Regions from separate parts of the Mus musculus genome. Here all the other regions are linked to region 5. The links are chromatin loops, found by intact Hi-C in ENCODE. Cell type or tissue: left cerebral cortex. All regions are shown on one strand.

Region 1 (4,000 bases), 160 kb before region 5:
AGTAGACCCTTACAGGTGTAGACTCTGTTACTAGGTGGGGTGGGATCTGTACAATGGGCTCTCTTGTTCTTTAACTCACCTCAAATCTTCTCTGCACAAGGCACTCATTGAAAAACACAACCACTGACTGTCAAGTAACAAAACACAGAGGAGTGACCCCTCCAATATTCAGTTGTTGCCCTGGCTCTGCTGGTCCTGTCTTCAGTGTCTCTCTAGAGTTCTTCTGCTTCAGCTCTTGGAGTCATGCTCTTGGCTGGAGTTATCTTTGTAAAACATAGCTGACCTCAAGACAGCATCCCTGCCTCCCAGCCTGGCAGTGTAGATCTCTTGTAATTGGATTGTTCAGTGTGCACCCAAACACACAGCCAGTTCTTGCTCCTTGGGCTGTGTGTTCTTCCTGCTTTTCTTTTTTCTTACACAGCCAACTCTTAAAACCCAGTTCACATTCTGCTCAGCTTCAGCTTCCCAGACTCTGCAGTCACTGGCTTCAGCCCTGCAGTATTTCCCCAGTCTGGCCCTCTTCCTCTGAGGTCCAAGCATAACCTCAAGGCACAGACAGCATCTTTCCATTTCTGTGCCCTCTAACCTTAGCTCAGAGGCTGGCTCAGGCAATTCAGAGTATTTGTTGAATGAATTATGTATGACACTGTGATCTCATGGCCTCCATCAGGAAGGGACAACAGGGCCCTTTGACCTCTTGGGAGTGGGAAGTATTCTCAGCTGAATTCTCCTGGCAGACACTTTTCAACATCAAGACAGCTGCTCATTCCCTAGAGGTTCCATCTCTGCTTCTTTCCCCCACTGGTACAAGAACATTTGGCCATAAACTTTGCTGGCTGTTAGATTGCAGCCACAACCTCGAAGGGAGCTCATCCCGACAAAGCTGTGACCTAGACACTTGGCCTACTGGGAGCCTTGTGGTCTGGCCCTGCTTTCTCACAGCATCATGCCATATCGCATTGTAGTTTTCTATTATGACTCCTGCCTGACATTCTCTGCTTGCTCACACCCCTTTCTCTATGGGTTTCTCTCTGGTTCTTTTGCCCACTTTGGGGTCAATTTTCTTCTGGTCCACAGGCCTGCCTTGGGTACAACCCTACTTTCTGACACCTCTACCACTGAGTTTCCACAGTGTATTCTCATTATTAATTTTCCTTACTAGCTCATACAGGATCTTGGTTGATTCTCTTTGCTATCTTTAACATCTGGATTGTGGTTCACACTTACAACTATATGCATATAGATAAGTTGTGTTGAGACTCTTCCAGAGTTCCATAGGCCTTGTATGAATGGAGTATTCGGCGAGGGTCACGGCATAGGAGAAGATATACCCAACCCCTCGCCTTGCAAAGCAAATCAGATACACTGTCCATGAAGCAGAGTTAAGGACCCTTTTCAATGACATGGCTGTTGGTGAGAAAATGAGGTTTCAGGACTAGCTTTGCTACAGACAAACCCTGACTGCTCTTCTTGTCTGTCTATACTTGATACTTCACTTCTAAAATAGTGACCACAAGCCTTTTTGGCCTACTTATCAGAGGAGGAAGTAATAGCTCTGAAATATTTTTTGTAACCTTTAGTTATTCTGAGAAAGCTTTGCAATATAGCCCAGCAGTGCCCACTAGAGGGAGCAGCAGAGCAGTCTAGAGCCTCTGTGTTAAAGGCTGTGGAAAGGAGGTACCAACGCTGGAGTAGATTCTGGGCTTGCCCAGAAAGAGGAATACAGGGTACAGGATGTATTGTAATGAGGTCTTAGGCTCACCTCACTGCAATGATTCTTTCCAGAGTCAAATGGCACTTGGGGCTCTCTTTGAGAAGCAAACAATAAGGAAAAAACCAGCTCAATGGCCCAAGGGCAGAGACTATCTTTCTTTATCTTTAGGGAGTGAGAGGTATGAAGAGAGTGAAAGTGTAGGTTTTAGGTCTCTTTCCTTTGTGCACTGCTTCTATTTAGCTCCAGAGCCTCTATTCCAACACCCCAATGCCATTGACTATCTGGGGTAGGCCTTATAGGACACTGTTTTGTTGGGACAAACCTGTCTGTGTATATCCCCTCCATGAATGCTTGTGACCTGCAGAGTTGGCCTCACCGTTGATTAGCATCCTCTTTGCTGGGGCAGGCAGGACCAGACTGGGAGGCCAGCTGGAAGAGCACTCTATAACCCAATTTGCTGTGCTGAGAAGCCAGTCTGTCTGGCAGGAGCTAATTGGAAGCTGCTTCCTCTAAGCCTGGACCCAGGAGGGCTCTAGGCCTGGCTGGGCGGGGCCCCCTTTACTAGTCCAACATCACTTAGTGCTTTGTGGGAGCTGCTCCCAGCGGGAAAGCACTTAGCTCTGGTAATTGGCCAGGCAGGCTCATCATTAATTCATGACAAATTGTATTTCAGAGAGAGAGAGAGAGAGAGAGAGAGAGAGAGAGAGAGAGAGAGAGAGAGAGAGAGAGAGAGAGAATGAGAATTGTTTCAGGCCTTGCTTGAAGAAGCCTTGACTTGGGATGAAGGAGAGCAGGGATTCACTTAAGCTCATATTGACTTGTGTGAGATGCTTAGGGAGCCTTAGATTGCTGGTCCATGACAGGAGATAATGACTGATGGCCCTGTCTACCTTAAAGGATGGGTTTGAGGATCAAATCCAGATATGAGGCATGGATGCCCTTCACATGTTCTTTTATCAGGCTCAAGGGGATGGGGGCCATGCACATTTAATGCAATTTTGGTATGGGTATATTTCAGTCTACCATCACTTGGATAAACAGTAGTTTTATTTTTAAGAGTAAAACTGGGGCCTTGCACATGCTAGGCAAGGGCTCAGATACTGATTCTGTGCCTCTCTGGGCATGGATAGGTCCTGTTCATCTGCACTCAGTACTGGAAACCCTCCACCAGAATGTTTACTGAAATGTTTTTTTCTCCCCAGCCCTTTGTTTTATGAAATCTCTCTCTCTTTCTCTCTCTCTCTCTCTCTCTCTCTCTCTCTCTCTCTCTCTCTCTCTCTTTTGGTTTTTCGAGACAGGGTTTCTCTGTATAGCCCTGGCTGTCCTGGAGCTCACTTTGTAGACCAGGCTGGCCTCGAACTCAGAAATCCGCCTGCCTCTGCCTCCCGAGTGCTGGGATTAAAGGCGTGCGATACCACACCCGACTTTATGAAATCTCTTGAACTCTCAGTTGTGATTTCCACATTCAGAGAATTACAGGTCCAGATTTTCCCTTCTGTGCTGAGGACTAGTACTCTTAATGTGCATGTTAGGGCAATTCCAGGGTCCACTGTGCTGTTCACAGTTTCTTAAACATTGCTGTCTTTTTGTTGCCTTATGTCCTCAGTCTTTAAAACCATACTTTGCTTTAGCTGGGAAAGCAAAGCCTATTATTGCTACCATCTTGATACAAGTGCAAGTTCTCAGGGAGGCAGGTAATGGGGGCTATTTACAGCTTTCTATTATATCTAACAATTGGTGTAGGACTTCTTAGGACAGTCCATAGCCAGAGTATGAGAAGCAGAATGGGGGACAGAAATCTAAAAGCCAAGGTTGTAAGTATTTGATCTGTTGTTTACCATCTTTAGGACAGACCCCCACCCAATCCCTATCACATTATTAAAGAGACTTCCTAGTCCTAGAGCCCCCAGATGGGATCCACAGAGAAGAAGAAGATGCTCAGTAAGGCAGGGGCGAACAGGGAAAGCTAGAATGTTGTCTAGAATCTGGTTAATCTGAGGGGAAGAGGCTATCTTGTCATTGTTCATTAAGCATCTTGTCGACTTCCATCTGACATTAGCACAGGCACTCTGAGTTTACTATTTGATTTAAAAATTTAGCTTAGTTGAAACTACTCACTGAATCCTGATGCAATCTTGAACCCTGTTCCCAGAACATCTTCCCAGACTCAACCCTGGCTATGGCTTCGGATTAAGCTCTGATGCTGGGATGCACAGGTGCAGCTTTGATGCTGATATGCACAGGTCCTCCTGAAAAGAGAAGAGTGGCGCCCATTCCACTTGCCTT
Region 2 (4,000 bases), 240 kb before region 5:
CTCTCTTTGAGGCTGACGGTGGCTTGCCTACCTCTGGTCCTCTGCTGTGGATTGAAATCCATGACTCTGGTGTGGTTCATTTGGTCTGACCTTCTGAGACTTTATTCTGGGCCTTTGGCTTTCAAAGGATAAATATTCCTTCTTGGCTTTTTGGGAGGAAAGGGTGTTGGGTCTCAGGCTGTAGCCTAGGCTTCCAGCTACCAGCATTCTTTTTGACTCAATGTCCTGAGTGGTTGGGACACAGTGGTGTGAAGCACAACACATGCATCTTAGTGGGTTTGAGGAGTGGTTCTCTACCCATCTCTGGAACTAGTAACTCCAAACCAAATAGCAAGTGATGTGGCCTTAGAGCAGAACTTAATGAATTCATGGGTAGAGGCAATTCTCTGTCTCCTGGCAGGCATTAGTTGCCTGCAGTTCTTTGTCTAGGGCTGGAGTCCTGTAGAACTTTCCATGTTAATGGATATTGCCACTGTTCCAGTCTGTCTATACAGCTATGTCTAGGAGACATTGTTCCACAGCATACTGCCTGGTATCTTTCCACCCCCTCTTCCTAGATGTTCCCTGAGCAGTAGATATGCGAGCTTTGATGGAGATGCATCTGTTGGGGGCTGGGATCCCCACGATCTGTTGACCTCTGCGTTGCATCCATTTGTGGGTTTCCAAGATGGTCTCCATTTGCTATTCCGAGAGTACCTGGGATGAGCTAGAAGGAGGAAGATGTGTGTGTGTGTGTGTGTGTGTGTGTGTGTGTGTGTGTAACTGACATAGTTCTAATAACATTAAAAACATAATAAAAGAAAGAATTTGTGAGAAGGCAAAGTGTGGTGAACGGCTGCCCTAGGGGCCCCTTCCCCATCCCATCTCACCTCTGCCTGGCCAGCATCCCCAGAAACAACTGTTCTGCCTTCCTCTCCCAGGGTGGAGGTGTTCCTACCCTCTTGGTGATGTGCCTGCACTTGCTGCAAGGGGGTGGCCTTCCAACAGGACTACCTGGCACCTTGAATCCTGAGTCCTACAATGGTAGGCCTGGATGCTCACTACTGAAGCCAAGTTGCCAAGTCAGTATCTGGCACACAGAGGGCATAGCAGCAGATATTTTGTGCTCATCTCAATTAAAGACACAGTCGAAAGCATCTTGCGTTCCTCCCTCCACTCTAAATACTTTGCACGCATCAGCCCAGAGAGTCTCCAGGACTCTGGGGTCTTGGGGTCTAACAACTGGGGTCTTGGTAGCATCCCAGCCTATTGTGACAAGTAAAAGCAGGGATTCAGAAGGCTTGTACCTTCGTCTTTGTGTGACTTACTTCTTGTGTGGCATTTCTGTTCCTCACTGTTACCTGGTAACTACCTACTTCATAGAATGGCTATGTAGTTAATTAATTCGCAGGCACTAAGTGTCTGTGAATTATCTATTATCAGCTTAACTTATAGCAGCAAAAGTTGAGACAGAATTTTAGTAATTTGATGAAACTCAAAGAATCTAAGAGAGACAAAGTTGGTACTCAGAGCCAGATAGTTGGACTCCTGGGGTCTTGCTTGTTAATCTCAACACTGCTGAGCTTGCTAAAACCTACGTGAAGACCTGGCTTTTTCTAGGAAGCTCTGCAGGGCTCTCTCTTCCTTTGAAAAACGAAGCTGAAAAGATTGTTAGGTTTCTTTTCGTCCTGCTGCTCTCTAAGGAGATTTTTCTCCATGTAAATACAGAGCGTGGCTCTCTAACCTGTGGGCTGGATCCACAGGGGGTCTCTCAGGCCTAGGGGCTGGTCCCCGGTGTAGTGACTCATTTTGCCGGTAGAGGTCAGTCATGGCCACGGTTGAAGTATTTGATAAGCACGAGGAACATAGGCCACACTGGGGGAGTCAAAGACCCTTGGAGGTGATATGCCCATAGACTAGACCAAGGTCAAGGTCATCCAGGGGGTTCCGGGCTATGAGGCAAAGACCTTTCATTTTTCTTCCCTTGTTTCTGGAGCATACACTCTTAAGAGGGCAGTTTGAAGGGCGCTAGAAATCATGAGATCCAGGGCTCTGGGAGGGTGTGGATGCCAGTGTCCTACACATGCTACACATGCTTTGAGATCTTCGGGTGTTTGTCACCATCTTTAGCCGCAGCACTGGTCCTCTGAAGGGGTCTGGCTGAACGACACATTTTGCAGTTGTGGGGAAGATACCTCTTTTGTCACTGTCTGCCCTGGTTCACAGGCGGCCAGGGGGTGGTCCCAGCCCCTGTGCGAGGCAGGGGCCAGGGAGGAGCATGTCAGGGTCCATTCCCGGAGCGTTTGGGGCCAGCTGGAAGCTCAGAGCTCGATGACCTGCAGGGGGCGCTGCTGCACTGCGCGAGGCTTCCCTGCGTGTCCTCCCAAGGACAGAGGGCGGACGGCGGTCGGCGGCGGTCGGCGCAGGGCAGTGGCCCAGCGAACTCAGGCCGCGCCCACACTCACGCTGCGGGCCGAGGTCGGCGACACGGTCTGAGGAATCGAGGGACAGGGCACGCTGTCCGACACCCTGGCTGGCCTTTAACCGATCTCCAATTGTTTCGACCGGTGCGGGAACGCAGAGGGGGTGGGGGCCGAGCTAGCGCTGGTAGTCTGGGCTTCACCTGTGACCTTGAGAGGTCATGGTCCCTCCTGGCCTTTTATTTCTTTCTCCTGCGACGGGAATTCTTGAAGGTGCCTATGAGATAGATACTGCACGTGAAAATGCTTCAGGAAATGCAAAGCCCAAGCAGGAAGGCTTTCATTGAGTGATTGTCATCCCTGCCTCGCCCAATCCATCCGCTCAGTTGCAACCATTTTAGCCGTTTTTTCACCCTTGTTTTCTGTTTTTTTTTTTTTCCCTACATACTTCAAAATAACATGCTTAGACTGCTATTTCCTAATTTACCAACATTAAACATTATCTATTGTCTTCCTGCTGGAGTAAGTAAGGAATTAGCTGCTCTGCAGGCCCAGCCTACCCAGGGTATCTGGTGCACTATTATTAGGTAACTCAATGATCAGCATTTCTAGCAAGAAAATGTAGCTTTTTGTCTTCCCCAAAGCTCTATCAGAATTACTCCACAACAACCCTGCCAGGGTTTACAAAGTCTCCCCCTTTATAGGAAGGGGTTCCCCTCCCGGCAGTCCCGTGGGTTTCTTCCGGACTTTTTTCTTGTGTCCTTGATTTTTGGTTCTCTCTCTGGGCCCCTTCCCCCCTCCCTGCCGCCTCCACCCCCTGGTTCCGCAGTGGGGCAGGAGCCGGGAATTCTAGTCTGTGGATTTATTTGTCTTCTGCCTGGATGATTGATGGTTGAAATCATTCCCCTGCAGGACAGGATGCTCTGCCCGGCTCTCCTCTTGCACACTTAGAGCTGAGGCAGAGAGGCTGCGTGCCTTCAGAGTCATGTTCCCTTTTGTGTATAACCTCTCTTGACACCCGAGGACATCATTTATGTTCGGAATTGGACAATGCATATAGTTTGATGGCTTCTGTCATTATGTGTCTGGTCCTGAGTGGCCCCTCTTCAATATAAATACACACACGTCTCCTTCAGTTCTGTGAGACTTTTTTTTTTTCCTTTCATAATCTTTCTGCTTGCTTCCTGAAGCTCCCAAGTCTGTCTCTGGCCTCTAGGATTGATCTCTTGGCTTCCTTTGTCTTCCGTTTCCCTTCACCTTGGCTTTCAATGTCTACTCCAATTTATCCCTTGAATTTTTGTCCTAGTGACTTCTGACTATCACATCCCAGTTTTCTAAGAACTCTGATTATTTTGTTCTTCTCAACCCCATCCAACACCGTCACAGCCTCTTTATCTTTCTGGAGATGTTCCTGATTCTCCCTCCGTCTTCTCCACTTTCCCAGTTGTGTGTTTGGTTTATGGAATTCTGCCTGGCTTTGTGCCCCTTCTCATGCTGGAGCATCTCTAATCTGTAGCAGTTCTTGGCATTTTTTTAAAAAGAAGTTTATATTTAAGTGTGTGTGTGTGTGTGAGTGAGTGAGTACATGTGTGTGTGTATAC
Region 3 (4,000 bases), 60 kb after region 5:
TATTCAATAGTTCCCCCTTAAGTAGTTGTTATCATAATTAAACCATTCTGAAGAATAGAGAAGACATTTCCAAAATTGTCAGTAACTTCTGAGTACTTTATTTATTCCTTCACTTATTTGAGACAGGGTCTGACAATACAGCCAAGGCTGGTCTTGAACTCTCAGTGCCTCTCAGCCTCTGCAGCTGATAGCTATTTTTAAATAGGCAGTAGCAATGAGGTTAAATAACAACTACTGTAGGCACAGTCAGTTTCCATTTGGCATTTGCTGCACATGTATGGTGTTCTATTTAATTCTCATATCAACTTTTTAAGATTTGTGTTTTACCCAGCCTTGTACCCCAGTCTCTGAGTAGACTATTGGGGAGACCAAGATATTGATTATGCATATTCATAACAACTGAGTGATGGATGATATCAGACCTGAACCAAGAATATGAGTCAGAAGCCCTTATTCAAATGTATAGCCTGTATATATATAAAGTTAGGGTGCAGTCCTGGTGCTTATAATCTAGAAATTACAAACCCACACTGGATTGTGGGTCAGACTGGGTAAGGACATGGGTCTCAAAACCAAACAATCAAATAAACAAACCATACAGAGAGCTGGAGTTGAATGTAGCTGAGTGGTTGGTAGAGTGCTTGTCTAACACTGAATGATGTGGTAGCTTTAAACCCCAGTACTGGGATCTCTCTCTCTCTCTCTCTCTCTCTCTCTCTCTCTCTCTCTCTCTCTCTCTCTCTCTCTCTCTCTCTCTACCTCAAACACACACTAAATAGAGGAATTAGAGGCCAACTGATCTAACTCATAACCCCACCTTAACTAAAATCCACACCAGAGCACCTTATCTTAATAAGCAAGCAGGGGTTTCCAGGCTAATACAAAAGTAACTAAAGAGGATTACTTAGAAGTTCTTTAAATGAAAACCTGCATGTAAATCCCTGGTATGTTTCTTGAGTAGTTAGGAAATGGGGGGAAATCCTCTAGAGAGGTAGGTGGGTCACAACCTTCCCAGCCCCAATGGATTCTGTTAAGTGCTTTGAAAACTGTGCAGTAGTTCATCCACAGTGTCACAGGCCACCCTGGCAGAGAGTCACCAGGTAAGGTGCTGTGAGCTGTGTACTGTCATTTTGTTAAGGAAGCAGGGAGAGAAACATCTGGATTGAACCTTTTGATTCCTCGTTACATTAATTTTATTCAGTGTTTTAAATTCAGCCCACTCACATTTACAAAACACTTCACACAGACTCCTTCCTCATGAATGGAGCTCCATTCACATCTCACCTAAAACATCAAACTTATTCTGAAATGACTGAGGTTAAAGCTTGTTCAGTGTCAATTTGCAAGTATTATAAAATATGAAAAGCCAGGCAGACGAAGGCAGGAGGGTAATGCGAGGGCAATGCTTTACAAAAAAACAAGGCAGCTAGGGTAAGGAACTTCAGGGCTTCCAGGAACCCATCCTGCTCCTGACAAACCCTTGTGGGGGCGGGCATTTAATACCTCAGAGGGAAGATTTTATGAGAATTATTGCCCATGAGCAGTATCTGCTAACAGCTTGGGAATCAATATGATTCATCCCTCCCCACCCCCACCCCAGAACCTGGAGCTGTTTTCTAGAAGTTCCCCCTTTGCCCCCGCTTCCCCGTGGCCTTCCAAAGTCTCTTAATATATGCTGGGGGAGGGGAAGCTGTGTCGCTTTAACAGGTTCACGGTTTCAGAAGCCTGCGTTTACTAAATCTTAAATGTCTTACAACCTCCAGTCCAAAGAAAGACAATTACAACACACGAATACCCAACACCAGAGCCTCTTTCCTCCTTAAACGGAGCACTGCTTAGGACAACAGACGAGCCGACTCCGTCTTATCTAGAAACACAAATCCCGGGTCTGCAATCGGGAAAGGCACTCAGAGGTGCACGCCTCCCTGCGCGACAATTAACAAGAGTCACAAAGGCTGAGAGCCCCCTGAGAACCCGCGCTCGTGCGCCCTGCACCTTGGGGCCGGACTTTTCGGCGCCATCAGTTCAGCAAAGCCACCCGGAGGCGGAGGAGTGGCGCGAGTCGCCGCCTGGTAGGCTGACTGGGGACCAGGGGAGGAGAGGCACCCACTCAAATTTCAGTGGTTCTCCCAGGTGGAAGTCGCGGGGGACAATGAGGGCATGGCCCGGAGCCCCTCGGAAAGGACATGGAAGCTCGTTCCCGATCCCGGAGTGCTGGTCAGGGACGCACGGTCCACAGGCCGGTGGCGACCACGTGGCCAGCGGGCGCCGGCGCTGGTGACGGCGGGTGGGCGGGGCGTTGGGGGCGCGCTGCGGGCGCTCAGGCGCCGCTACCTGGTTCTGGAGCCTCATCTTCGCGGAGGCGGGGTCCGGGGTAAGCGATGGAGGCCCCAGCGGGCACGGCGGGCTCGAGGACGCCGGACGAGTCGCTTCTCACTGGGTCCCGCGCTGCACACTCGTCGCCCGCTACGCCATCCCCGCCGCCGCCTCTAGGGGGCGCTTGACGTGGAGTCGGAGGACCCATCCTGAGACCCTGGTTCCCTTCAAGGGGGTGGGCTTGGAGGGTACTCTTGCTTAGAAATCTAAAGGAACAATGTTTCAAGACTGCGGCTTATGCTGTTCTTGAGTTTTAAGCGCGATACTTTTTGCACGGTTCAAGTACATCAACACAAGTTTGGCAAGACTGACAGACCTTCTCTTTAACAGGGAATGTAAGATTGGAAGTAGATGCTTCAAGCTATGTTAGGCTGTTTGCTGTGTTAAGATACTGTCTGTCCAAGTAAAGTGAGGAATGGGAATGACCGATTTCAGTATCACACACACCCCCTCCACCACCACACACACACATGCAAATAAAATGACCAAGACTTTTGTGCACTGTGGTTTCAAGTAAAGATGTTTGCTTAGCTAGATGTTCAGTTATTCTGTGACCTCCTAGACTACATCAGAGGTTTGAACAATCCAGTATTACTAGCCCTGTGATAGGTAAGAGGATGGATGTCAAATCTGTGAAAGGGGCTTCTTTGACCCTTTTTGATTATTTTAAAATGATCACTCCCAGGATTCAGACACTCACTCTTGGATTATTGAGAATGCCCACTATTTCCTGAAGAAAAATATAGGAAACAAAAACAAAACAAAAAAACCTAAACCCTAATTCTTAATCACACACAAAATATAAAAACAAACAAAAGGTACACGTGAGAAAGAATAGTTGGGCTAACGTAAGCTTAGTGTGAAGTTAGAACAGAACACTGACCTTTATCGATAGATGAAGACTCTCTGAGATAACTACCCTGAGCCGCAAGGGATTTTGGGAAAAAGACTTATTTACTTTATAGTTCTCAGTATTTTCACATTATACCATATTTTAAGGAGTTTTACCTTGAAACAATTCCCCTCAAAATTGACTACATTGTGGAAGAAGTGTGAGTACCTTGTAAAAGGAGAAAGGAGTAACAATGAAACAAATTTGGTCTCTTAACGCTTTTTAAAGTCGTATTAGCTGTATTTTCCATTCTATTTCATTCCGTTCAAGATTTAAATGATTACATGCAAAGCTGAGTGACCACTGCTGGTTGTAAGAGCTGCTTTCTAATGCAAGAGAGCTGTTCTTTAAGCAAATAGGGATATACCAACTCAGAAATCTGCTAGTATAAATCCTTTTGACTTGCAATTCCCATTCTTATAAGTTCGAGGAAGTAAACATTAATGTACCCAATGATTGATCCTGTTATTGCTTACTGTTATAGCCTTTGAAATATGGGAAGAACACTATGGAAGACTGAATAGTCAACAAAAGAGATTTATCATCCAAACAATGGAATATTCTAGAGAAATTAAAGATGAGACAGTCAATGAACATTTATCAACATGGAAAGATGTTTGCAATATATTTTATAGTAAAAAATACAAGTGACAAAGTTGTATTCTCCATAGAATTCCTTATTAGAAAGAGTACTGGTTATTTTGGAAGGTAGAATTATGAGTGGTTTTTAAA
Region 4 (4,000 bases), 310 kb before region 5:
GAGCAGGGCCTGCTGGGCCTTCTGCGGCTGCGGCGCAGGTGAGACTCTCGGGTCCCTTCAGGGTCAGTTTTGGAGGCGACTTCCTGGCCTCCTTTGAGGCCTGCTGGATTGTGCAAGTCCCAGAACCCTGGTCTGAGACCAACACTCTGGAACCTGCGCACAAGCGGGGTCCCAAGAGGTCCCAGGATGAGGAGGGCGTGTCTGAGGACTCAGTTCCTAAACTGGGAGGGGTGGGGGTTGGGTAAGAGGCATTGAGCAAAAGGACTCTGGCTCCTGCAAAGTCTAACTTTTCTGAAGATGTGCTTTCCTCTGACTACTCCAGACTAAAAGTCTAACCCCCAAGCCACAGGTTTCACCCTATCCCCGCCCTACCTTTTGCTGGAGATTTTTTTCCTAAGCAGCGCTGTCCCTCTCGGTGGACCTCAGTCCGGGTCGCCTTGTCAGCTGTTTCTGGACGTTTTTCTTGTTATTCAACTAATCTTTGAGCTAGGGTGGCCAGTCCAAAGAAAGTTTCTTCCGATGGCTTTTCTCTCTTCTCAGCTCTCCTACACTCAGTTCTGTGGAATAGAACTAACCCTTTAGAGGCTCAGACCACAGTATTTGCAGAATTCTTTTGGCTGTGATCCCAGGGCCATAAGCCGAACTTTGCCTCCAAGTTTTGTCTTCTAGTTCTTACCCTACTTCTAACAGGAAAAAATTCTTCAGTTCCTTTTTGCTCGAATTCCTCTGCTTCCACATTGAAAGCTACAATTAAGACCCCAGCCCAACCTGTTCACCTCCTCACCCCGCCTGCACATTTCTCTCCTCTTCACCTGTCCACCAAACGGGATCATTTTGCTCCTTTTTTTTTTTTTTTCTTGCTTTGCCTTTGACATCCGCTTGTTGGTCCCAAGTTTTCTCTGTAATCTGAGTCCCTTTCAGGCAAATATTTCTCTTTTCTCGACTCACCCCAATTAACCTAAGCTTTGGGCATAATATTTTCTTTCCAAATCCTCTTTACATTCAACTGCACCAATGACTTCCAAACGTTGTCTTGTTTTTTTCCCCTTGGCGGAACTACTGATTCAAACGAAATCTTACACGTGTAGTCAGATATAAGAGGTCAGTGGTGGGGGTGGGGGCGTACTTGTTTACAGGGAGCTTCCAGTTCGTTTCCCCAGCAGTTTGACAGCCACAAGTTTAGTTAAACTTGTACAACCAAAGTTTCCCAAAATGGGTTTCTGCAGGCCGTGCTTAAGCCTAGTGACTGTATTACCCTGACTCAGGTATCCCCACTTTCCCCACGCTAGGTCCAGCCATGGAGCTGCGCTCGGAGCTGCCCAGCGTGCCCGGTGCGGCGACAGCAGCAGCGACAGCGACGGGACCACCCGTGGCATCGGTGGCGTCGGTGGCTGCGGCGGCAGCTGCCGCAGCATCGCTACCAGTGAGCGTGGCCGGAGGCTTGCTGCGGGCGCCGCCGCTGCTGTTGAGGGCAGCGGAGAAGTACCCGCGGACCCCCAAGTGCGCGCGCTGCCGCAACCACGGAGTGGTGTCCGCGCTCAAGGGCCACAAGCGCTACTGCCGCTGGAAGGACTGCCTGTGCGCCAAGTGTACGCTCATCGCCGAGCGCCAGCGCGTCATGGCGGCTCAGGTGGCCTTGCGCAGGCAGCAGGCGCAGGAGGAGAACGAGGCGCGCGAGTTGCAATTGCTGTACGGCACTGCCGAGGGCCTGGCGCTGGCCGCCGCCAACGGCATCATCCCCCCGCGGCCTGCCTACGAAGTCTTTGGCTCGGTTTGCGCCACCGACGGCGGGGGTCCTGGAGCTGGAGCGCCCGCGGGGAGTGCAGGGGGCGCAGGGGGCGCAGGTGAGAGCACGGTCACACTGGGGGTGGGGTGGGGTCTGGAAGGAGGAGCCCAGGGGACACAGGGCTGGTGCGCGAGGCCTAGTGGCTTGTTCCTTCCCTGACAAAGTGCAGCTCCCTTCCCTAGATGCTCCAACTACTTAACTGTGGCTCTCCACCCACTCATAAACTCTCTGCCCTGCCTGCAGTTTTTATACTTTCTTCCTCGCCCTCACCCCAGGCCCCAAGGCAACACTTTAGCCTTACTCTTGTTAGGGGGCAGGTCCTTAGTTACTGCCCAACTCATTTAGCTGGGCCTTCTCCCCTGGCAGCCCGGAAGCCGCCCATCTGTTCTGCTCTGAGCTTCTTACAGGCCACCACTCTCTTTTCTTCCCAACTCTTCTGAAAAGACCCTGGCAATCCTTCTAATCCGCACTACTTCCCTAAGTACTGGAGACGCCCTCTTTCGTTTCTCAGCAAGATTCCTTTCCTCCAGTTCCTAAGGCATTTCTGACAAAACATTCTCTGCGTTCCCCTCGCTCTGGCTCCGTTTCTCTCTCAGGCACGCCGGGTTTCTCATAGTTGGCACTTTTTTTGCTCTTTCTCGGGTCCCTTTCCCTTGCTCTGTCTACTCTACTTTTTTGACTCGAAGGTGAGGGAGGCAGTTGGGCAATGGGACGGTCCCGGCTCTCAGACTCTTTGGAAGAAGGACATTTCTTAGGAGTTTTGAAAAATGTGGTCAAGAAATAGGATGTAATTTATTTTGTCTGTAGAGAGGCTAAGGACCTAGTCCCCTAAGGATCCCTCTCTCCAGGTTGAAGTGCCTAAGGCTCTGGCAACCTGAGTGAGTAGTGTCTTCCACATACTCTGAGGTATAGGTAGAAGTTCTGTTTGCTCGGATTGGAATCTTGACAAAGCCACTTCTCTAGGGCGGGGTGAGATGGGAAGGGAGTGGAGGTGTTAGGGCACAAGTGTAGGAAGAGCTTACTGAACATCAAGTTTTCAGGGTGTCAGGTCGGGGTGGGGGTGTCTGGGCACAGAAGAAGCGTGAGCCTAGGAGGAGGGGGAGAGCTGTAGGATCTTTGGGAAGAGGTAAAAATAAAACCAGAGCCCTGTCAAGAATAGTTGGGAGGTGGAGAGGAACAAGAGGAAACTGGCATTCAAAAGGGTCCAGTGTTCTTAACCTCTCCTCACATCTCCGTCTTTTCCCTCCTCTCAGAGGCCAAATTGCAGAAGTTTGATCTGTTTCCCAAGACGCTGCTTCAGGCCGGCCGCCCCGACAGTCCGCAGCCGCCGCCAGGGAAGCCCTTGTCGCCCGACGGCGCGGACTCAGGTCCCCGGACCTCGTCCCCGGAGGTGCGGCCCGGCTCAGGCTCGGAGAACGGAGACGGCGAGTCCTTTTCCGGGTCGCCTCTGGCCCGGGCCTCCAAGGAGGCGGGTGGCAGCTGTCCTGGGAGCGCGGGCGCCGGCGGTGGCGGCGAGGAGGACAGCCCCGGCTCCTCCAGCCCCCTGGGTTCCGAATCGGGTTCGGAGGCTGACAAAGAAGAAGCCGAGGCCGCACCGACTCCGGGGCTGGGCGGCGGGCCGGGGCCGCGGCAGCGGACGCCGCTGGACATCTTGACGCGCGTCTTCCCGGGCCACCGGAGAGGCGTCCTGGAGCTGGTGCTGCAGGGCTGTGGCGGCGACGTGGTGCAGGCCATCGAGCAGGTGCTCAACCACCACCGCGGAGGCCTGGCGGCTGGCCTGGGCCCCGCCGCACCGCTGGAGAAGGCCGCGGTGAGCGCGGCGGTGGAGGACGCGTGGCCCGGGCGCGTGGAGGCCGCAGCCGCCGGGGGAGCCGGGTTGCCCGCTCCGCTGCAGACCGGGCCCACCGCGCCCCCGCACCACAGACCCTTGCTGGCCGGGGCCATGACGCCCGGCGCGCTGGGCTCGCTCAGCAGCCGCTCCGCCTTCTCGCCACTGCAGCCCAATGCCAGCCACTTCGGCGCCGACGCGGGCGCCTACCCTCTGGGTGCGCCGCTCGGCCTGAGCCCCCTGCGCCTGGCCTACTCGGCGGCGGCGGCCCACAGCCGCGGCCTGGCCTTCATGGCGCCCTACTCCACGGCCGGCCTGGTGCCCACACTCGGTTTTCGGCCGCCCATGGACTACGCCTTCAGCGACCTCATGCGCGACCGCTCGGC
Region 5 (4,000 bases):
TGCACTGCACTCTAAGGATGAATTCCCAGGTTCAATGCTCCAAACAGCTTGATGTTCACATATAGGATATAGGTCTATGTGTCCCAAATTGACAGCCAAAGTCATCCTGTCTGTATCTCACCAATATCAAAATATTGGAGGAATATATTGACACAATTCTGACAATTACGTATATAAAAACAGCTCTCTTGGAAGAAAATATTTACCTGATATTTCTATGCAGGTCATAGAAGGTGAAATTTTTAGCACCTCTTTTTTTCTCATCCATATTAATCACGGTATACTCTTTGAGCCCTAAATTAACATTAGGTATATTTAAAAACATTCCGGCCATGTTTCCAAAATAGTAACTATACATTATATCATAAACAATTACCTGGTCTTCCTAGGATAAAAAAAAAAATGCACGCGCTTTGTATATTGATCACTTCTGCAAAAAAAAAAAACCCTCCACTCTAAAGTCTTTCAAAGGAATCCTCAAACAAACGCACAAATGTCCTCAGAGGCCTTTTCTCTAAAGACAAAGGCTGAATCCTATTGTTGGGAAAAGTCAACCTTATTATCGCATTTCCAATAGTACCATTCATCTTTCAGCGTGAGGGGCTGACCGCTACATCAGTGGTGTGACATTTGTAAAGCAACAGATTCTCAATATATTATCGTAAGAATCAGGCAGGCGAGTCTCCCAGTCATGCATGTTTTTTTTTTTTTCCTGCTACAATCCACCACCACAGAAAGAAACTTGTCTCACTCCAAGCAGCCAAGGCAACCTAAAAAAAAAAAAAAAAAAAAAAAAAAAACAACGGTATCCCAGCGCTGTGGGGCTGGCTGCGCCGCTGTGTCCCTCTTACCATAAATGAGCAGTTTCTTGACTCATTAATAACAATTTCCCTTAAAAGAAGTAATCCCATATCAGGCAGCCCCTCGCCACCATGCACACATCCCAAAGGCTGCAGATATCTCAGCTCGGTCGCCGGCAGCCAGCTTTCCCACACAGAGTCCAGATGGACTGTACCAGAAGCCAATTCAGCGTTAATAACTACCTACTCCGCACAGTGGAGAAGCCTTACGTGGCACAATGGGCTAGGAAACAGAAGAAAAAAAAAAAAAAAGAAAGATAGACAACCAAATTCTCCAAAAGCACGGAAAGCAAAGGACAGAAAGAGAAGCATGAATTATTTTTCTAGACTTCTACGAAGGGGGGCGGGGGAGAAAAAAAAAGGAAAGGGAAAAGAAGAAGAAAAAAGAACCCTTCATAAACATAGGGGGAAGATGGGGGGGGATAAAAACAGATGCTGCCCGGAAAAAAGTGACAAAATATTACCTCATTATTTAATAAAGCAGCATTAAGCGTCCTGCTGATTTCAAACATCTTGCCACAGATTTTGTTTTAAGAGAAACAGATAGAATCCTTTGCAAAGCACTCCGTCTGCAAAGGGTTCTTCAATTTTCTTGCGCACCACGGAACAGTCAATATATTATTTCCCCAGAGTTCGCACATTAAAACCTCTAGTCAGTGAGCTGAATTTTCCCTTCTCTCTCACACAGGAGACTCCTGTTACATGCACTGCTCTCTTTGCAAGAGCAGCCTGCCCCAAACATGGCTGGTGTTTAAACTACTCTTTAAAGTAACAGTTCACTATATAACCACCAGGTGGGTAGAGTGCTCAGATTGAAATAGAGTGGCTTAAAAGGTAGGTGTGTGTGTGTGTGTGTGTGTGTGTGTGTGTGTGTGTGTGTGTGCGCTTTTTCCTTGGAATTGCTTTTAGGTATAGGATGTGATGTGAGACACAGGCAAATTTGTTCAAATTTGTTTCTACTGTATTATGTCTAAGTAAATAATTTTCTTCTTCTTGACTTAAAGCAAGGAGACAAAACAGAACAAGACACTACCAAGCAATTCTAACAAGAACTGTGAAGAATGGAGCACAAGCAAGACTTGTTTCATTCTGCAAATGATGAATGAGGGGGATACAATTAACCCTGAGAAAGGGAGAACTTAAAAAAGTCCATGAAATTTTTTTTTTCTTTTTACAATGAGAGAAATATGCACATTCGATAAAAACTGGATTCAGATGTGTGTATACTATGTGAATAAAACACATACAAATGGGAGACAAGAGCCGAAGGTGTAACTTTCCTTCTGAGTTTATCTGACACCATCTCAACTGATGTAAATGACCAAAAGCTTAAAGCAAAGACACCAAAAACAAAACAAAACAAACAAACAAAAACAAAAGGCAAAACCAAAACTAAGTAAAAGTGCAGTCATACTACCAGCTATAAACAACCACAAGCTCAATCCAGACACATGTCTCTACCCAGAGCTCTTCTTTCCCCTTAAGATCTACCCTGAAGAGGAACACTTTTGCTGGATGCTGTTTGGGAGGCGTACCTAACTTGGCATCTTCTTTGTAGCACTCTATTCCAATTAACCTGATCTTCGGCCAAGAATAAAGAGGAAAATAAAGTTGAAATCTCCCAGAGATGGAGAAGAGGGTAATATAAGGATATAGAGCTGCATTGTTATGTGGCAGTATCTTAAGAAGAATCTTACTAAAAACAAAGCAAGCCCATAGCGTTTATTTTTCAGTGTGTCTACATCGGAAGCCAACACACACACACACACACACACACACACACACACAAACACACATACCTGGCATTTTTGTTTTTCTTGGCTGGACAATATTGAAGCTCTGAACGTCCACATCTCTGGAGACACAAATGCCAATTCTTGTATTTTTCCAGTCCATCCAGGCAGCACTTAGCTACACAAGATAGCAACTGCCTCCTTTATCTTTAAGTCAAGTCTGCATCATTTAATAGCATTTAACCTCCTCGCATATATTAAGTTTCAAGTGACAATTTTTAACTGGGGAGTGAGAAGGAGGAGTTGCTCTCATCAAACTCTGGTTGTATGAAATAAGCTAATTTGTACACTCACCATATGTCTTAAACACTAATTAAAAAATGTCACTTTCTTCAAACATTAAAATGTAATCAGCCTAGTAAATAAAGTATTCTCGAGTTTTCTTGCCTTGGTGATAATTTAAAGAGTGTTTATCTCAAGGTAACCTTTCTAACTTGATTACCAAGGAAGACTCTAGATTTCAAAAGGGAAAAAGGAAATGCTAAGGGTCAGGGCTTTGGGGCAGGGAAAAGAGAAAACCACTACTGTACGAAGCTGCACAAAGGAAAATAAGATGAAGCGGGGGTTTTAAAGACCCATAGTCTTGTTACCCTAAGGCAAATCCAGCCAATCAATACCACCCATTGACGGTCTACCATCTGCCATGCTACCGAAAGATGTGGCTAAACAGACCTGTTCCATATGACTGTGGCTGGCTCATTTTCAGTCGATTAGGGCAGTTCCAGAGCATTCACGTGCAACACACAAAACTCCAAGTCAGTCTGCGCCTCTCTCCACACCAGTCCCCCGAGCACAGCTGCAGACCTTGCCTCCTGTTCTGGCTGTCCAGATGATCTTTTCTTGCTCCTCAATTGAATTAGCAAAATGGTGAGGGAAGGTAGAACGCGCACACACACACACACACACACACACACACACACACACACACACACACACACAATTGCTGATTCTCCTTCACTGTCATGCAGAAATCTGGAATTGCACGTGCTCTGTCCTAATAGAATTATGGCTCACCATTTAAATAGCATCATCACTGACTGCGACCTGACATTTTCCTGTGGTTCAGTTTCTTTTTATCCTTTTTCCCTTTTCAAAACAAAATATATAAATTGTTGGTGTTTCTTCTTTTACAGACAATATAATTAATCTCAGATGATGGGATACTATATTTAAAAGCTTTGATAAAAAAACTAAAGCTTAATTTTCCTTTGTTGAATCAAGGTGTTGGTGGTCTTCTTTTTTTCCCCTGTAGAAACATTAAATCAGTTTTATTGCAAAGTGGACACATACTGCTGAGGCAAGAAAGATGCACCAGGCTGACACGGACACTGCAAGAGAATTAGAAAT
Region 6 (4,000 bases), 67 kb before region 5:
TTCCAGGCCATTGCCGTCTGCGGTTCACTTAGATGGAAGGCCTTAGGCTTGGAAAGCAAGGGCTGGAGAAGTTATTTAAAGTCCAGTGTGTCTTCAAGTTAATGGCAAACGTTCTGAACCGTAAGTCCATCTATGAAGAACCTGGGAGAACCACACAGCTCATTTATTTGCTTTTTATATCTTCTAACCACACCAGGGAATTAACCCTTGTCTGTGCGGAGCCAAACTCTCCACCCACACGCTCTCACAGGGCTCACACGCTGCTAGGCAAACAGGCAGCTTGACATTGCAGCACTGAGGACCCACTGCCAGAGAATTATTTTTAAAGCTTTTTAAAAATACCCCAACTGTCATTTACCCACGGTGTGATCCTAGGTCTGTCTCCTGAACTTCCTTCGGGCCTCAGTTTCCTCATTAGCATAAAGAAGATAACAGCACCCCTTCTTACAGGGCTAATTTTAGAGCCAGAGCTGCTGTGAGCAAAGCATGTAACTCCCAGGACAGCTCAAAGGTTAAATGATAACATTAGAGAGATTAGAATCCTAACGGGCACGATGTAAACACTCAAAGTAAACTAGTGTTACTGTTGTTTGCTGCCATTTTCTCTCTGGTTCCTGTTTGCAAGTGCTAAACTGACAGCTGTTTGGCAGGATACTTTGCCTTTCTGGTCTTACCTACCCTGCTTCCAGGTAGATTCTTCTCTCTTGAAAGAAGTCTAATCTAAAGAACAATCCCTCCGGAGTTCCCATTCACAGCTGCTCAGTGTAGGGCAATTCATCATGCCCTTCCTCTGCCAGAGGTCTGGCCAGGCTCTTCACACACAATCAGTGATTGCTTGGGCCCCTTACATACAGCCTCTTTAATAAAAGGAAAGTGGCTCCCCCCCCCCTTTTTTTTTGTTGACAGAAAAGTGTCTTTGTGGATCAACACCTCCTGCTAGCAGCCAGGTAATGGGAAATTCACTGATACCTGACAAAAGCACCGCTGTGATTTTTAAATCTCAGGGTCATAGGTAAAAGACTGATACCCAAAGGTCAACTGTTATGTTCTGCTTGGTTTTTCTTCATATGTCATTCTTCGTTTTTGTTCTTGGCTTGTAAAAATTGGGAGATCTGACATAAAGGATATTTAGAGTTCAGCTCCTATTGAACAACTGAAAATCTGAATTAAACACCTTCAGAATCACTGTTGTCAAACCATCATCACCACCACCATCATCGTCATTGTCATTGTTATCATCAACGTCATCATCATCATTATCACCATCAATGTCATCACCACCATTGTCATCATTGCCATTGTTATCACCATCAATGTCATCACCACCATTGTCATCATCATCATTGTCATCATTGTTATCACCATCAACGTCATCACCACCATTGTCATCATCATCATTGTCATCATTGTTATCACCATCAACGTCATCACTATCATTGTCGTCGTCATCACCATCATCATCACCAGACTTCTGCCCTCTCTGCTTTCTGTTAGCTCCCATCACTGAAACTATTCCTGAGTTTGGGAGTTAGTCAGTAACCTTTACTGTTTAGGGGTTAATTCTTGGCTTTGGGACACTAATATTTTTGTATATCACACCTACAGTGCTGTGTTTTCTGGGTTATCAGAAATGTGACAATGAGCACACACTTGACCAAGTCTGTCAACTCGTGCCAGATGGTCCCAAGATCTCTGTCATGCATGCTTCTAGAGGTGACCTGTGTGGTTTGTTGTTTGTGTCGTTGTCTGTCTTTGTTTACAGATTGACAAGCTATCTACTCTTTCCTGGGAGTCAAGAGTAAAGAGATAGTATAGGGGACTTTTGGGATAGCATTGGAAATGTAATTGAGGAAAATATGTAATAAAAAATATTTAAAAAAAAGAGTAAAGAGATAAATCTTGTGCCACTTATCAAAGCAAACTGAAGCAGAAGTAAACAGTGGCCTGGAAGGCAAAAAAAAGCAATTTTAAGAAATTAATAAATGATGAGACTATTAACAGCACACATAAAGGGTTTTCTTTTTTTTCCTTCCATTTAATATGATTTTTACCTTAAACACTGTGTCCCTTTAGGAAAGGGAAGAAAAGTTAATAAAGGAACCTATCAGTCAAACTTAATTTTTTTTTTTGTATGGCAAATAAACTCCTTTAATGAAAGGGCTGAAATCCCTAGGTTTGCACATTAAATTTTCATTTGTAGTAGAGAATGGAAATTATTGATTCAGCAGTGGTATCATGCATTCTGAATCCTACAGTGACTTAGGAGCCCACATTTCCACTGGGTGCAAATGTGTCTGTCAGCAGCATTGGATGCAGGGGGAGCCTGGGCTAGGTGGGAGGATACAGAGAAGGATCCAGAGCAGGGAAGGAGGACGAGCAGCGCTTCACAGAAAGAAAATAATCAATGCTCCTTGTCTCAGAGACCCATTACGCTCAGAGATCCATTTAGATAAAGCATCCTACTGTAGGATGGGCTACGGGGACCATTCTGATACTCGAAAAGCTGGGTCCAATCAGTCTTTGGGGGAAACCACAGAGATCTTAAAAAAAATTAGAAGGTGAATTGATGGCTGGTGATTTGGTCCCGAGCTGAGGGAAAAGGGTTTGGTTTTAAGAAAGCTGCAGAGGACAGAAAAGTACCTTTCTCAGTTCAAGGTCAGTGCATCCGGCAAGGGAAAAAATAAACATCTGACATTCTAATGCTGAACTGGATAACACACACAAATCAATCGGTCCCTCAAACAGCTCTCAATGTGACAAGGTCCTCTTCAGCGTCAGGAGACAGGAACACGTTTCTTGACTTAAAGTATGAAAATATGTGTTTCTCTTTTGAAAGAATTAATCTTTCTGCCTCTCTGAGGACTATGGCATAATTAAACAACTTTTATTTCCCCCTCAGAGAATTCTTAGGAACTGATTCTATGCCTTGTCGAAGGCAGTCTAAATCAGGCTTATTTCAGGGTCTTTGTGTACTACACAGACAGTAGGAGATCAGAGAAAGCAATAATTTTTTTTAAAAGAAATAATCTAAACACAATTGCAAAAATAAAGCTGCTTAAAAAAGAAAAATACTCATGTAATGTGTTCCAAAAAGAGAAAAGTTCTGTTGTTGTTTTTATTTCCTTCCAGCGAAGATTATCTTTACACTGCTCGTCTCTTTTGTTAGCCTGGATGTCAGAAAAGTAGTTTCGCTGAACTAAAAAGTTCTAGTTTTGTGTTTTCCGATGCGGAGAGCTGGTGCCATCTATAGATTTCCATTCTGGGAGAGGTTTCTCTTTTGTCCTACTTTGAGTCAGACCTGCTGTCATGAGGATAAGAGCGCCCAGGAGACACTTCCCTGTGGTTTAATAGGCTATGAAGGATGGGACTCATTAATCGCCTGGCAGCTGCCCCTAAACAGGATGCTGCCTGGAGGTGGGGGGAAGACAGGGAAGGGAGGTGAGGATCAGGCAGCTTCATCCAGGAGAGGACCACCGGATGCCCAAGGCGGCCGCGTCCTCCAGACATGAAGTCGGAAGGCAGTCCAGCCCCAGAAACCTACCTACCTGGACAAGTAGCCTCTAGATCACTGATTTCTGATTTACAGCAATGATTCTTGAGATGTTCCCCGGTCACCTAATTATTTTTAGACTGTTAGATTTACTATTTTTGTTGTTCCTTTACTATCTTTCCATCCATTTAACTGGAGCTGCCCTTCTTTCGGCACTGTTTGTTTACAGTTGACGTTCCCCCTCCCATTTTCTAATGGTAGGTTTCTAATAATTCTTAAGTGAAAGTCCTGCTGCTCACTTCAGTGCACGAGGTCTCCTGACTTGGAGCTGCCTACTCCCCATCTTCCTCGTGACCCACCTCCCCAACTTAGGGCTACACTTCATACCTGGGACAGCTCTCCTGCCCCAGTTTCTTCCTTCAGCTTGCTTCTGGCCATTGTGTGTGCAGAACTTCAGGCTGGCAGGCCTGCTTTGTAGGGCCTTGAATCCCTGACCCCAGCCTGACTGCT
Region 7 (4,000 bases), 80 kb before region 5:
CCCTTGGGCCTTTTTCAGTCCCCAGCCCTATAAAAGGATGACTTTTTATTCTTTAATAATCTTTAATATTTTTTAAATGAAAGAAACCTCAAATGTAAGCCCTCCCACACATATAACTGAGAGAATACTTATGATAACAGCTGAGAGCTATAATAAAAGAAACCCTTGGTTGAGGTGCACACAGATACACTTCATTCTCAAGATGTGCCTCGCAATGCACAGTGAGATGAGGAGAGTCAAAGAAGCCATCCATGTCTTAATTCATGATTTGGCCAGGGCTTAAAGTTAAAAAAAAATTTTTTTTTCCTACTTAAAATCACAAGATTGTCAGGCATGATTAGCAAAACGTTCTAATTTTTATTTGCTGGGATCTGACCTCTTAAACTGAATCCTCATAAGAAATGTAAGACAGGTGCTTGGCAAGTTTGCAAAATCAGCCAGAAAAGTCAGGGCTTTCTCTCAAGGGAAGGCACACAGGACTAGATCAGATCACCCAGGACTTGGTAGCTGTGGCACCTGAACCATAGGGAAAGCCCACCTGCAAAAAGGAAAAAAAAAAAAAAAGAAAAAAAAAAAAAGAAAAAAAGGAAAAAGAAAAGAAAAAAGAAAAAGAAAAAGAAATACATTTTTGTGTGCCCCAAAAGAAACAAAATTAACCGAGGTCCAAAAGTAAAATTAAGAATTTGACATGCTGGTGGAAGAAAAAAACAAGAATTAAAAAAAAAATAAAGTTAGTGAATTAAAAAAAAAAATCTAGCCCCAGTCTGTGCCAACACGGACATCTGGCAATCTGTGGAGTTTTAATTACCTCTTTACGCCATAGGCCATATTAAGCAAATTGTCCAGCCTGCAAAGAGAAGGAGGGTCTCTGGGTTAATGCCTCGCAGATGGCAAGATCACTCAATGGAACTATTAATAAGAATGCTCCATTTTCAAAGAAGAAAAGCTTGACAACTTTCCCCACTGCTCAGGAGACTCTCCACGGGCAGTTCTCTCTTTCTCTTGTTTCCAATGGCAAGTAATTCATGTCCAGGTCAAAGCTAGAGTCCAAAGCAGGTGTCTAACGAGCCCTGTTTTCTTTCAAGGTCTGAATTAATTCAACATCTCCCTACCCCAGAAAATTTGTCCAAATTTCCTTTCATGCTATCTGTGAAACTGTTAAAGCTGGTGATGGTCTTACATTGTTTATCTAAGAACTAAGCTGGTGAGCAGAGGTATCTGTTGCAGGTTAACAACACATCATCATGGACTTCACGTAGGAAACAGACCTTTGCTGTTAGTCTGGCTGCTTTTACTAAATCTGGCCACACACACAGTTTGGAAGGCAGGGAGTTTTTGCAAGCTAAGATTTAAAAGCAAACAAACAAACAAAAAACAACCGCCCCCCAAAACAAACAGACAACCCCTCCCAAACGGCTTACTATTCACAGTCCCAAAGCACCTCCCAGCAAAATGTCATTATGTGATAATCTTCCTCCAATGCACTACCTTACTTGGGGACAAGCTATTCACACTATGGGGCAGTAGTAACCATAGTTTCCACCATCAGCAGCCTGCTGGAAAGGCTCTTTTACATAAATACTACATGCGAGTTCACATAAAATAGAAATTACATGGCTCGGGCCCTTTATGAAATTATTAACCATTTCAGAGTCATGGGGCACAGGAGGACACACGAAGAGGCCAATTTCTTTCCTCACTCTAGCCAGATGAATGGTTACTATTACAGAGAGAAGGACCTATTTTCTCACGTGAGGTTTGACAGCAAGAAAAGCCTTTCATTAAAGGGAAGTTGCTACATGGGCAGAATAAAGTAATTGCTTAGAATTTACTAAGGGGAGGTCAAGTCCGTGCATCTCCCCTGCACAACAGAGGCTGGTTAGAGTCTAACTGCTGGCCTGGGTAAAACCTGCCTTTCAGGCAACTTGTCCATTGCACCAGGGACTTGCTGGTGTTGGGTCTCCAAAGAAACACTAGTAAGGTATGGATGAATCTTCCTTTTCTTCTTCCCAGGGCATGTGACTTAAGAGAGTCAAGTCAATATTAAAGAGAGTCTCTCCTTTCCTGGACTCCAACAGAATTACTTAGGAAAAGAGGTGAGAGCAAGCCACGCCTGGCAAGGATCTGCCTTTGGGTCTACCCTGCCTTAAGTCTGAGCTGCTGCCTATGGCAACATCTTAATGATGAGCTCCACTGAAACAGACTCTTCTTGTCTAGCTACATTCAGAGATTTTGTTTCTACTAGTGAATCTCGAGTTTAATTCACAGTCACAGTGACAGGCCGGCAGAGGGCTAGGAAGTGCATTTTGTCTGATTGCTTGCTTTTGTAGAAGTAGAAATTGATGCTCTGAGTAATCACCACACATGAGGGCTTGGGCGGGGCACATATGCCTTGTTCTGTCCTTCAGAGCTATGGGCTCCCTGGCCCTTGCGTCATTCCACACTGGTGTCTGTGTGGTGGGTAGTGGGCTCCGTCCTCTGTGGGCATGCCTACCTGAATCTTTGAGCCTGGTGGTGGAGAGGGCCAGGGTATCGCCTGTTGGGGGACTGGTACAGCTGGGAGAGCAGGGCCTGGCTGGACTTCTGGCTGGGGTTGTTGGCAAACTTCACAGTAATCGGTTCTGTAGCACCGCTGGGCTTCTGGCCATTCAGTCCTTTGATGGCTTCTTCTGCCTCAATCCTCTTATCAAAGCGGATGAATCCCACCCCTCTAGAGACCCCTGGGGAAAGAAAAAGAACATTTGTAAAGAGTGAACAAATGTAATCACTGGGAAGTGCCCTGTGGATATTTTGCCTTGACTCAGGCCACCTGCAAGGCCCGCTTCCTGAATCTGTCACTCAGCAAAAGGCTTGGGTGCACTTCTGCCGGCATTGCTCTGGGCAGATGTCTCCAATGCAGAGAGCATAGGGCTGTATCCCTCCAGGCCTTCACAGCTGCCCTGCCCAGTCCCTATTCACCTTTAGTTATTGTCAATAGCCACACAAAACTACCAAGTTCTGCAGAATGCCTTATAGACCACATAACTGGAACTGTCATTGATCTGAAAAGCACCCTCTGACCACACACTGCACCCTGTAGGTACATAGTCTGTGCTTTTCTGAACTTTTTGGATGGAGCATTTTATCCCTGACTCTCATTCTTTGTTGTCTTAAACAGGAACAAAGAAAACCTACAAATGTCCTTTCCCTGGGTCTTTGCTACATGCAGATAAAATCCAGACTTTTGGGGGTAGCAATCGTTGCTTTTGGCAATCTGGCTTCAAATCTCCTATTGAAATGCACACAGGCCATACTGACCCTCATTGAACAAGCCATACTCATTCTCAACATTCTACCTTCTGCCTTCAGCCTGCTCTATCCCTTCCTTTTTGCCAGGAAACTGCATCACTCTCCATAAGCTCTGTTCCAAAATTACCTCTGCCATGGAGACTTTCCAACGACTACAACCAGCTACAGTACACCTTTTTCTGAGCTCTCTTGGGAAACTGCACAGTCCCTGGCAAGTATCTGCCATATTGGAGTCATGTGAAAGCAGGCTCTCTGTCTCCTTTATCCTTGGTTCGGAGCGTCTCTCTCTCTCTGCACAGTGTTTGAGGCAGAATCAACACCAATGGGAGATGGCAGCATGAATCAAATAGGAAGCATCTCAAATTGGCATCAAATCAGGCATAGTCAAGACACTGTAATGGACAGTGCAGCTCAAGTTACCTTACATCTCTTCCTGAGACGCTGGTTGGGTTTCTTTCTTATGGACAAAGAACCCTGGCACTAGAACCTTGGTCCATACCTCTGCATTGTTGATGAGCCAGTGGGAAATCTGACTCCCTACTTCAGCTGATTACTGATGTGTAGAATAAGGGAGCTTGAAGTTCCTTCTAGTTCTACATCACTATGGTCTGGAGCTAGAGCTGTACATATAGTTAGTTTCACACACTGGCTGGAGGCTGAGAGAAACTTTGAAGGCCACAGAATCCCACTCCCGACTTGACACTCAAATCTT

Evidence for each region. Hi-C counts contacts between places; a loop is a spot of excess contacts. Peaks named below come from ENCODE experiments on the same cell type or tissue, not always from the same donor. Only the 100,000 strongest peaks of a DNase experiment are listed, where the experiment ranks them.
Region 1: it touches region 5 in a loop (3-fold over the local background); 4 of 42 quality-filtered maps call a loop at or near these places.
Region 2: a loop joins it to region 5, with 6 times the contacts of the local background. A loop is called at or near these places in 6 of 42 quality-filtered maps.
Region 3: it touches region 5 in a loop (2.3-fold over the local background); 3 of 42 quality-filtered maps call a loop at or near these places.
Region 4: a loop joins it to region 5, with 9 times the contacts of the local background. A loop is called at or near these places in 5 of 42 quality-filtered maps.
Region 6: a loop joins it to region 5, with 2.5 times the contacts of the local background. A loop is called at or near these places in 4 of 42 quality-filtered maps.
Region 7: it touches region 5 in a loop (2.6-fold over the local background); 4 of 42 quality-filtered maps call a loop at or near these places.

What each region holds. Positions count from the first base shown.
Region 1 is chr4:110,127,469-110,131,468 of GRCm38, forward strand. No RefSeq gene overlaps it. Among named protein-coding and RNA genes, the nearest start is that of Gm33070, 23 kb to the right of the region's middle. In left cerebral cortex, a CTCF peak has its summit at 1,626 (motif pointing right); a DNase peak (open chromatin) is centred at 1,640.
Region 2 is chr4:110,048,756-110,052,755 of GRCm38, forward strand. No RefSeq gene overlaps it. Among named protein-coding and RNA genes, the nearest start is that of Dmrta2os, 71 kb to the left of the region's middle. In left cerebral cortex, CTCF peaks have their summits at 1,759 (motif pointing right) and 2,319 (motif pointing right); DNase peaks (open chromatin) are centred at 1,830 and 2,305; H3K4me3 peaks cover 987 bases; H3K27ac peaks cover 1,501 bases.
Region 3 is chr4:110,349,463-110,353,462 of GRCm38, forward strand. It overlaps a transcript of Elavl4 not described here. Among named protein-coding and RNA genes, the nearest start is that of Agbl4, 46 kb to the right of the region's middle. In left cerebral cortex, a CTCF peak has its summit at 2,480 (motif pointing right); DNase peaks (open chromatin) are centred at 1,457, 2,086, 2,206 and 2,468; H3K4me3 peaks cover 1,515 bases; H3K27ac peaks cover 1,377 bases.
Region 4 is chr4:109,978,566-109,982,565 of GRCm38, forward strand. Dmrta2 (doublesex and mab-3 related transcription factor like family A2) reads left to right here. Exons shown (of 3, transcript NM_172296.2): 2 at 1,290-1,844; 3 at 3,040-4,000. The coding sequence starts at 1,298. It overlaps Dmrta2os (a long non-coding RNA gene), which reads right to left and starts at 1,047. Exons shown (of 4, transcript XR_868017.3): 1 at 373-1,047; 2 at 1-221. In left cerebral cortex, no CTCF peak of the experiment used is centred here; a DNase peak (open chromatin) is centred at 2,299; H3K4me3 peaks cover 959 bases.
Region 5 is chr4:110,289,310-110,293,309 of GRCm38, forward strand. It overlaps a transcript of Elavl4 not described here. Among named protein-coding and RNA genes, the nearest start is that of Elavl4, 4.5 kb to the left of the region's middle. In left cerebral cortex, a CTCF peak has its summit at 1,615; DNase peaks (open chromatin) are centred at 912 and 1,614; H3K4me3 peaks cover 1,647 bases; H3K27ac peaks cover 987 bases.
Region 6 is chr4:110,222,322-110,226,321 of GRCm38, forward strand. The region is part of intron 3 of Elavl4 (ELAV like RNA binding protein 4); the gene reads right to left. Among named protein-coding and RNA genes, the nearest start is that of Elavl4, 63 kb to the right of the region's middle. In left cerebral cortex, no CTCF peak of the experiment used is centred here; DNase peaks (open chromatin) are centred at 233, 2,330 and 3,311; H3K27ac peaks cover 1,877 bases.
Region 7 is chr4:110,208,932-110,212,931 of GRCm38, forward strand. Elavl4 (ELAV like RNA binding protein 4) reads right to left here. Exons shown (of 7, transcript NM_010488.4): 5 at 2,495-2,720; 6 at 809-847. Among named protein-coding and RNA genes, the nearest start is that of Gm33070, 58 kb to the left of the region's middle. In left cerebral cortex, a CTCF peak has its summit at 2,302; DNase peaks (open chromatin) are centred at 2,364 and 3,431; H3K27ac peaks cover 945 bases.